Linked DNA regions of Homo sapiens: region 1 is linked to region 2. Evidence: chromatin loops called from intact Hi-C (ENCODE). Cell type or tissue: thyroid gland. All regions are shown on one strand. Links, peaks and the distances in the headings refer to the core of each region. The heading gives the core; the rest is flanking DNA. Region 1 has its middle 9.7 kb from the start of SAAL1. Region 2 has its middle 3.6 kb from the start of KCNC1.

Evidence for each region. A loop is a pair of places that touch in the nucleus more often than their neighbours do. Peaks named below come from ENCODE experiments on the same cell type or tissue, not always from the same donor. Only the 100,000 strongest peaks of a DNase experiment are listed, where the experiment ranks them.
Region 1: a loop joins it to region 2, with 4 times the contacts of the local background. A loop is called at or near these places in 7 of 110 quality-filtered maps.

Annotation. Positions count from the first base shown.
Region 1 is chr11:18,113,633-18,118,028 of GRCh38, reverse strand. It overlaps the pseudogene SAA3P. Among named protein-coding and RNA genes, the nearest start is that of SAAL1, 9.7 kb to the right of the region's middle. In thyroid gland, for the core only: a CTCF peak has its summit at 2,349 (motif pointing left); a DNase peak (open chromatin) is centred at 2,348.
Region 2 is chr11:17,728,968-17,733,363 of GRCh38, reverse strand. No RefSeq gene overlaps it. Among named protein-coding and RNA genes, the nearest start is that of KCNC1, 3.6 kb to the left of the region's middle. In thyroid gland, for the core only: a CTCF peak has its summit at 2,147 (motif pointing left); a DNase peak (open chromatin) is centred at 2,113.

The DNA of each region.
Region 1 (4,396 bases), core at 286-4,285, 380 kb before region 2:
GTCACACAAGGTTATCAGAGTAGTGCTACCATCTGATTTACTGTTCAATCCAGGCCATTGTAGACAATGAAAAGATGTGCCACTATTAAGCTTGGACAATAGACACTGATCTCATGCAAACCAGCACACGTAGTCACTTGTAAGAGACTGTTGGAAAATCCCTTTAAGGCCTGGGGACTCTGATATCATGACAGGAAATCTTTCTTTTTCAGGAGAAACAAGTGAAAAGAACTGACTGCCGTTATTGTCTATTATTCTCAGCTTGGCACCATAAGAAACTGCGTGTACCTTCCCGGAAGGCAGAATACATTAAGTAACAAAGGAAGAAAACAGGCAAGGCTTGTCAAAGTCCCTGTGAGGAGTTCCTCTTGGTATCTAGAAATCATACTCGCTTTCTTGCTCTTTTTCCTGTGAGTCAGTGTGTCACTTTGTCACCCAGGCTAGAGTGCAGTGGTGTGATTATGGCTCACCATAGCCTCCAACTCCTGGGCTCAAGCAGTCCTCCTGCCTCAGCCTCCTGAGTAGCTGGGACCACAGGTGCATACTACCACACCCCGCTAATTTAAAAAATATATATACAGATATATAGTGGAGATGGGGTCTTGCTATGTTTCCCAGGTTGGTCTTGAGTTCCTGGCCTCGAGTGATCCTTCTGCCTCAGCCTCCCAAAGTGCTGGTATTATAAGCATGAGCCAGTGTCTCCACGCCACTTGCTTTCTAATACTTCTGTATTAGTCCGTTCTCATACTGCCATAAAGAAATGACTGAAACTGGGTACTTTATAAAGAAAAGAGGTTATATTGGTTCATGGTTCTTTAGTCTGTACAGGAAGCATAGTGGCTTCTGCTTCTGGGGAAGCCTCAGGAAACTTTCAATATGGCAAAGGCAGAGCGGGAGTGAGGCATCTCATATGGTGGGAGCAAGGACAAAAGAGAGTGAGGGGGGAGGTACTGCACACTTTTAAATAACCAGATCTCAAAAGAATTCACTCACTATCACGACGACAGTACCAAGGGGGATGCTGTTAAACCTTTCATGAGAAACAGCCTTCCTGATTCAATCACCGCCCTCTAGGCTCCACTCCCAACATTGGGAATTACAATTGAACATGAAATTTGGGTGGGGACACAGATCCAAACCATATCAACTTCTATCAAAGAAGAGAATGACTTGAATAAAACGAGAAAGTAGATTTCCAGCATTGAATGGTTCCAAAGGGAGTAAAATAATTGTGACAGGATGTGATCATTGGCCCTCAATTTCTGCCTGAAGAAGAGTAGGAAAAAGGAGGTCTGGACATCACATGCCCTGCTTTATGAAGCAGCTCCTCCAAGTACACCATGACCAGTGGCTGTGGATGGTTGACAACTCCCCTCCTCTTCCCCCTCTTCTACTGTCTACTCCTGGGACCAAGTGAGCCACGCCAGCTCAGATACTACACTGACCACAGGGAATCCCACCTTTTCCAAGGAATGGAAGTTGTGTAGGGAATATTCAAATGTTGCTTAGCATTGCCTTAGATAAGAACCAAAGGGACAGGGAAATCCTCTGACAGCTATCTGCCTTATAACTTTCATTTTACTGTGCCTAAAATATGCTCAGAACCCAGAAAGAGGCATAATTCCTAATTTTGGCAGGCTCTAATCTAAAATAATGATTCTCAAACATGGTGTGACTTTTGTCTATTTGCTTTATCCTGGGTCACTGCTCCTCTTCTGTCAGATACTGGGATTCCAATGAGACAAATGGAAATGGAGACGTAGACCCTCTGACCTTCTATCTTTTATCTATACACATACACCTGTGTGTGTGTGTGTGTGTGTGTGTGTGCGTGTGTAAAACCGAGTGGGTTTTTTTCTTGGAATGAAAGAATGGACTAACATTACAAAAAATAAAAACTTGAAACAGAATGTGTATTATCCTTGGTTGTGTTTCCTTGGCCCTGCAGCAGGATGAAGCTCTCCACTGGCATCATTTTCTGCTCCCTGGTCCTGGGTGTCAGCAGCCAAGGATGGTTAACATTCCTCAAGGCAGCTGGCCAAGGTGAGGTCCACAGGATAGGGGGCAGGAGGCTGCTTCTGGCTGCCCCCAGGATGCAGCTGAGCAGAGGCCACATCCCCACTGGGCAAAGGTGCTAGTGATGCCACAGATGGATAGAGAAGGGGCATGGTTTTTCATAAGCGTGGTTCCTCATGCTTTTCTGGACAGCTTTGACACTCTTCTATGAGGATCCTCCAGCCGAGGTCGCATAAGGTGTGAGCTGCCTCTTTTCAGCAGGACCATGAGAGAGATGTGGAGTTGAGGGGTGCATGTTCCCATAATACCGGTGGGGCTCTACTGCCCCCTAGTGGGAAATCTGGGACAGTTCATGTCTATGTCTCCTGGGAAGCCAGGAAGCAGGTGGATCAAAAGTGTGAGGCGAGTCCATGGGGAAGCTGAACGGAGCCAACCGTCCCCATAAAAACAACCAAGCTTAGCTGAGATTTTAATACGTACTAGGCACTGTTTAAATGTACTAATGAATTGGTTTCCATCATTTAGTCCTATGATGCAAGCAGCATTATCCCTTAACAGAGAAGCTAACACACACACACACACACACACACTAACACACACACACACACACACACACACACAAACCCCAAGATACGTAAAGAAGTTCCAAAGCAGAGCAGGATTAACCCAGGCAGTCTTGCTCTGCAGAACTTGCTCTTAATCAAGGTACTCTGCTGCTTTCAAAACAAGAGTTTCGGATTTGTGAACACATAGCTCATCCTTTATCTAAGAAATGGCAAATAGGATGTGGTGCCTTTGGAAGGTAAGTCTAGCTCCACTTATCCCAGTAAAACCTACAGTGAATTACCTTGATGGTGGTTCTACTGGGGCTTATATATGGCCAGGAAACTGCTAGCAAGAGAAATATACCCCGAGGGCTGGGCACAGTGGCTCACACCTGTAATCCCAGCACTTTGGGAGGCTGAGGTGGGCAGATCACCTGAGGTCAAGAGTTCGAGACCAGCCTGGCCAACATGGCGAAATCCTGTCTCTACTAAAAATACAGAAATTAGCCGGGTGTGGTGGCATGCGCCTATAATCCCAGCCTCTCGGGAGGCTGAGGGAGAAGAATTGCTTGAACTCAGGAGGCAGAGGTTGCAGTGAGCTGTGATCACACCACTGCACTCCAGCCTAGGAGACAGAGCAAGACTCCATCTAGAGAGACAGAGAGAGAGAGAGAGGGAGAAATATACCCCACTAGCCATAATAAAGTGGCAAAATTTTGTTTTCAGAATGCAGTATTTTAAATTTCAGGTATTATTATTTTTCTGAGTCTCTGAAAAATGGTTTTAAGGATTTGCTTTTAATCCTATTTACATGTTCACACACTCAACTACAAATATCTTTCATTCCTTAGGTTAATATTTTTCAAAGGGTTGTTCTGGGACCACTTGCGTGAGAATCACCTGGATTCTGGGATGCTTTGTGAAATGAAATGAAGATTCCCGGGTCCATACCCTACCCCCTGCCCCCAGCAGCCACAGTCTCTTGGGACAGAGCCTAGAAATCTTGCCTTTGCTAAGCACCTCGGTAGATTTTTATGCACAGCAAAGGTTGAGAACCACTACCTCTTGTTTTGCTGCTGAAAGTGATAAAATGTGCCAGGAATTTTGGAAGTACTTATTAAGCCAATCTGAACATCAAGGAGCCATTTAAGTCAGTAACTCAGAGGAATAAGTAGAGTAAAAATGTCATAAACTCTCAATAAAAGCAATCAATTTAACACCAGGAGTAATAAATGCATAAAATGAAGATGAGTTATCTAATAGAGAAATTATATAAACCATGATTATAACTCTATATTTGAGTTCCCCCTTTTCCGTAATCAGTTAATTTTCTAAAAAATCTTCGTCACTTAATTCTAGCTTGATCAGATCCCTTCAGTCCGTAACTCCCTGCTCCTCATCTTAGTTTAGCCCTTCTTTTTTCTTATGCCACCTTTCCTAAGGACCAGAGAAGTGAAATGATAATATATTGGCCACCTACAATGTTCTAGACATCATACATGTATTTTCTCTGCTCTTCTGCATAATCACTGTGAGGCAGGCAATACTCCTCCATTTCATTGGGGAGGACATTGAGGTTCTGAACTAGTGGGTCAGTTGTCCTTTTTCTGAATTTGATTACCCAGTAGTATAAAGCTTTCTTAGGTAACTCACCTTTATCACTTGCTGACTGAATTCTGACAGATGTCAGTTTCTAATTATAGCCTGGACATTCAGATGTATTCAGGACCAAGTTGTCCTCACTCTACCTACAGGCATGAATTTCTCTCATTGACTAGGTTAGGAGCGCCATATGTCTGCAGCCTCCCTCAGAATCCCCTGTGTTCTCACACCAG
Region 2 (4,396 bases), core at 93-4,092:
GCAAGGATTGACAGATGGGAATAGGACAAGGGGAGAGACAGAGAGGCTAAATTAAGTCAGAAATGGGCAGAGTTGGGCAGAGACAAAGAGAGGGTTGGATTTTGGGGCCTGCATGGCACCTCCTCCCTCCAGATATTGATCTGTGTGATTCCTCTAAATAGGAGCTGTTTCCCCTTCAATCTCAGAGTAATGCAGGGATGAGAGTGATTTTGAGTGTCCCTTTCACCCTGACCAGTGTGAGTCCCCATCTCCTAACCACAAGGAAGCCTGGCCTGGTGTGGCCCGGCCTGGTGTGGCCCATCCTGGCCCATATTCAGATCCCCGGGACATGGGTTCTCAGGAAATTCTGTCCCAACATTGGTAGAAGATGAAATAGAAATGGAGAATCCAGAAGGAAGAGAAAAAGGTGGACACAGAGGCAGACACATACACACACACACACACACACACACACACACACACACACACACACACACAGCTGGGAGAAATCAAGATGGGGAGAGACAAGAAAGCAGCCTCTCCAAACCTTCCTTTCTTTCTACCCAGATGTCCAGCCCCTCTTCTCACCCAAGAATCTTCTGGGATTCTACTAGCCATAGGGTTCCAGGACTTCACCTCTCTCTTCACCTGCAGAACCACACGGGATCAGAGTATGGCTCCTGATCTTCTCCATAGCTCATCTGATCTCCATAAAAGGACCATCAGCTCCTCCAGGGCTTCTTGTTTGCTTCCCTCCAGAGTGCCCAGAATACAGTAGATCCTCACTAAGGTCCAGATGATTTGAGAAAGGCTAGGAGAGAGGCTGGGATCCTAGAACCCAAGTGGCAGAGACTGTGGGAGTCTGGAACACCTAATGGAGACCAAGTCAGGAGGAGGGACTTACCCAGGGTTTTTTAGGGAATCAGTGCAGGGCCCCATCACTACGCCATGGCGAGTCCTAATAGGGGGCTGCAGTGTGACCCAGGCAGTTGGGGAGGGGGCACAGAGAGACAGAGAGAAACAAGGGGCTCCTGGTAGGCAGAAGGTTGGGTGATTAGGGGCTCTGGACGATGTGTTAGAAAGAGGGAGGTAGGCCAGGGTTGGAGGCAGAAGGAATGTGAAAGGGTATTCATTGCACCCTAAAGCCCATTACACCCTAAAATCCCCCAAGAGGTAAGCAGAGAAAACTCAGACACAGGAGCCTCCCCAGCAGGAGAGGGTAGCTGTTCCCAATGTGCCCCACACTGTTCCACTTTAGGATTCTCACTTTGATCCCTGATGACACACCCCCAGCCCAGGCCCCAAAGAATGGCCTCCCTTGTGGATCCTGAACAGGACATCAAACTTTCTTCTCTCACTTCCCCTTCACACTGCGAGAATGCTAGCATTTGCAAACAGCCTAGGAAAACCAAGAGGGCAACACAGAAGAAATCAACAAAAACCAAAAACCAGAAAACAGAGAAACAGAGGGTTTTGGGGGGAAATAGGAGGAAGAATGACTAACCATTCCCTAGCTTCTCACTCGCAAACACTAACGACAGACCCCCAGCTAGACTGAAAACCTCACTCCTTTTCCACTTTGGAGCAGCACCTCCTATTCGCAGCCATTTGCCCCTCCCTTGCAGAAGAAAGCTTGTGGTCTGGTGCCAGAGGGTCTTTGGTAGCTGGGGCTGGTGGGGGTGGGAGCAGTTGTGGTGTGGTATGTTCAGTGGCTAAGAGCACAGACTTTAAAACCAGACTGCCTGGATTCAAATCCCAGCTCCAGTACTGACTAGCTGTGACCTTGGGCAAGTTACTCAACTTCTCTGTGCCTCGTTTTTTGCTTTTACTGTTGTATTGAAATAATAATAATAACTCCTGTATCCTTAACATCTAAGTTCTAGAATTTCTCTTGTTTAGGCCCAAGGAGGGATTGCTGGGCTTCAGTAAGCTTCATGTAGGAAAGGCTAGAATATAAGCTGGTGTTGGGAGTGGACTAAAAAAAAGGTGAAGGGAGTTCTGAAGCCAAGTTTGGCCTATGTTTTCCCACCTGGCACTTGCAGGCCTTAGATCTGGTCCTGCTAAGCTCTGGAACTGGCCCAAGTCCAGCCCCTAGGCTTTTGTCCAGGTTGGCACATCCTCCATGCTGCTCTCCCAGGCCCAGAGCCTCAGCCCTCCTGGTGGGCTGGGGTGCCATCTTGTGGCCATGGCTGGGAACTAACCTAAGCTGGGTATTGACCGAGAAGGCTTTGAGGATAGTAACCCTGCTCTGATGGTAAGCCGTGGGGGTGGCAGACATCCCCTCCCTAGACCATACCGCCTGCCTCCAATGGTCAGGGAAGATTGAATCCAGAGATGCCGTAGTGGGAAATTGGCGACCTTGGCCACAGATCTGTAGGTTGAGCAGTGACCCTGGTAACCTGGGCTGAGCTGCAGCGAGGTATACAGCTAGCTGTTCCTTCTTGGAAACTCTGGGGCAGGGGCACCAACATGGCTTAGGCCATGGGAAGTCCAGAAAGGGGCCAAGGTGAAGAATACTCTTGGAAGGTGTCTAGACCAGGGTTTCTCAACTTCTGCACTGTTGACATCTTGGCTCAGATGTAATCCTTTGCCAGGGTTGGGGCCGGGTGCTGTACTGTGCATTGCAGGATATTTAGCAGGCCTCTGTCCACTAGGTGTCGGTAGAAGCCTCTTCCCTAGCAGTGATCACCAAAAAGGTCTACAGACACTGCCAAATGTACCCTGGGAGGTAAAATTTCTTCCGGTTGAGAGAACCACTGATGTAGACAGACTTGGTTACAAATCCCATTTTTGCTATTCACTAGCTGCGTCAACTAGTCCCATTCCCTCTCTAGGCTTCTATTTCCTCATTATCCATAAAGGGACCAATGTCTGGTAAGGATTAAATGACATGGTACCTCATTTCCTCTTCTTCCCTTTTCTCCCTTCCCTCGGGCTCCCTAGCCCACTTCTCATCCCTCTGTGACCAGCCCTTACACCCCCTCCCCCTCATGGACTCCTACCATCCTTCAGCAATGTCCCTTAGGGTGTCAGTGTGGCCCTGGGGACAGAGCATTAGCCCTCCCTGGGCCTGGATGCCTCTCCCTGCAGGCTGTGGGAGGGAGGTGCGGAAGTGTGAGATGAGATGATGGCTGTGGTGAACATGGTCAGGTGTGCATATATGTAAGGAGGCTGGGTGGGTACAGGCCCTCCTGCAAGCATGTTCACAGCAGGACTGTGCAGAGGACACTGAGTTCTCCTCCCAGAAGCAGCTGGAGACTCGTGGCTACCCTAAAGGTCTTCCCTCTGCGGCTCCTCTGATAGGGAGAGCCTGGCAAGTTCTCTTGTATGTACACCTGTGGATGTGTCAGCCTGCAGGTGAGCATGGTCAGTATGCAGAGGTGGGTCCAGGGTGTGTAGGGCCTGAAGCCTGGAAGTTTTGGGGGTCACTCTTTTAAAAAAAGAAAGCAAAAAAGAATACAAAGTTGGATACAAAAGTGAATATTTATTTAGACTTAGAAAAGGACTCAAGACCAAATATAAATTTTAAGAAGCTGACATATACTACAAATATTTAAAAATACAGAAAAAAGCTTCATATTTTTATTAACTGCACGGCACACCTATATAATGATTTAAAATAAGTTACATTTATTTGGAAGCATTCAGTATGCCAACAAAAACAGATGCAACTTTTTTTGCAATTACAGAATAATATTTAGTTAATACATTTATTTTACATAAGCTACATCGAAGATGACTGGAAATTAAAAAATCATCACCTTCCCTCCAATATAACTATTTTTTTCTGTGTACTAACAAGACCCTGCTTTACATTTCTATGCCAATTTATAGGTCCCGGGTAGTACCAGGCACAGTTAGTAGCTACTGAAAACACCTCCTGGACAGGACTACTTAAAGATACATTATGAAATGCAAGGGACCCAGAAAACTCACAACAGTATTGAAGAAGGAGAGTAAAGCTGGAGGACTCACGCTTCCCAATTTCAAAACTAACTACCACACTACAATAATCAAGACTGTGTGGTATTGGCATAAGGATAGATAGATAGATCAATGGAATAGAATTGAGAGTACAGAAATAAACTCATATATTTATGGTCAATTAATTTTTGACAAGAGTGCCAAGACAATTCAATGGAGAAAGAATCGTCATTTCAATAAATGATGCTGAAACAACTATATATTCATACGCAAAAGAATGAATTTGGATCCCATACTTACACCATATTAAAAATTTTAAATGGACCAAATTCCTAAATGTTAGGGCCAAAGTCATATAACTCTTAGAAGAACTTGAAGTAAGTAATCGTTTCTTAGATGTGATGTCAAAACCATAAGCAAAAAAAAAAAAAAAAAAAAGGAACAGGTAGATAACTTGGATCTTGGATCTCATCAAAATAAAATAGACATTTGT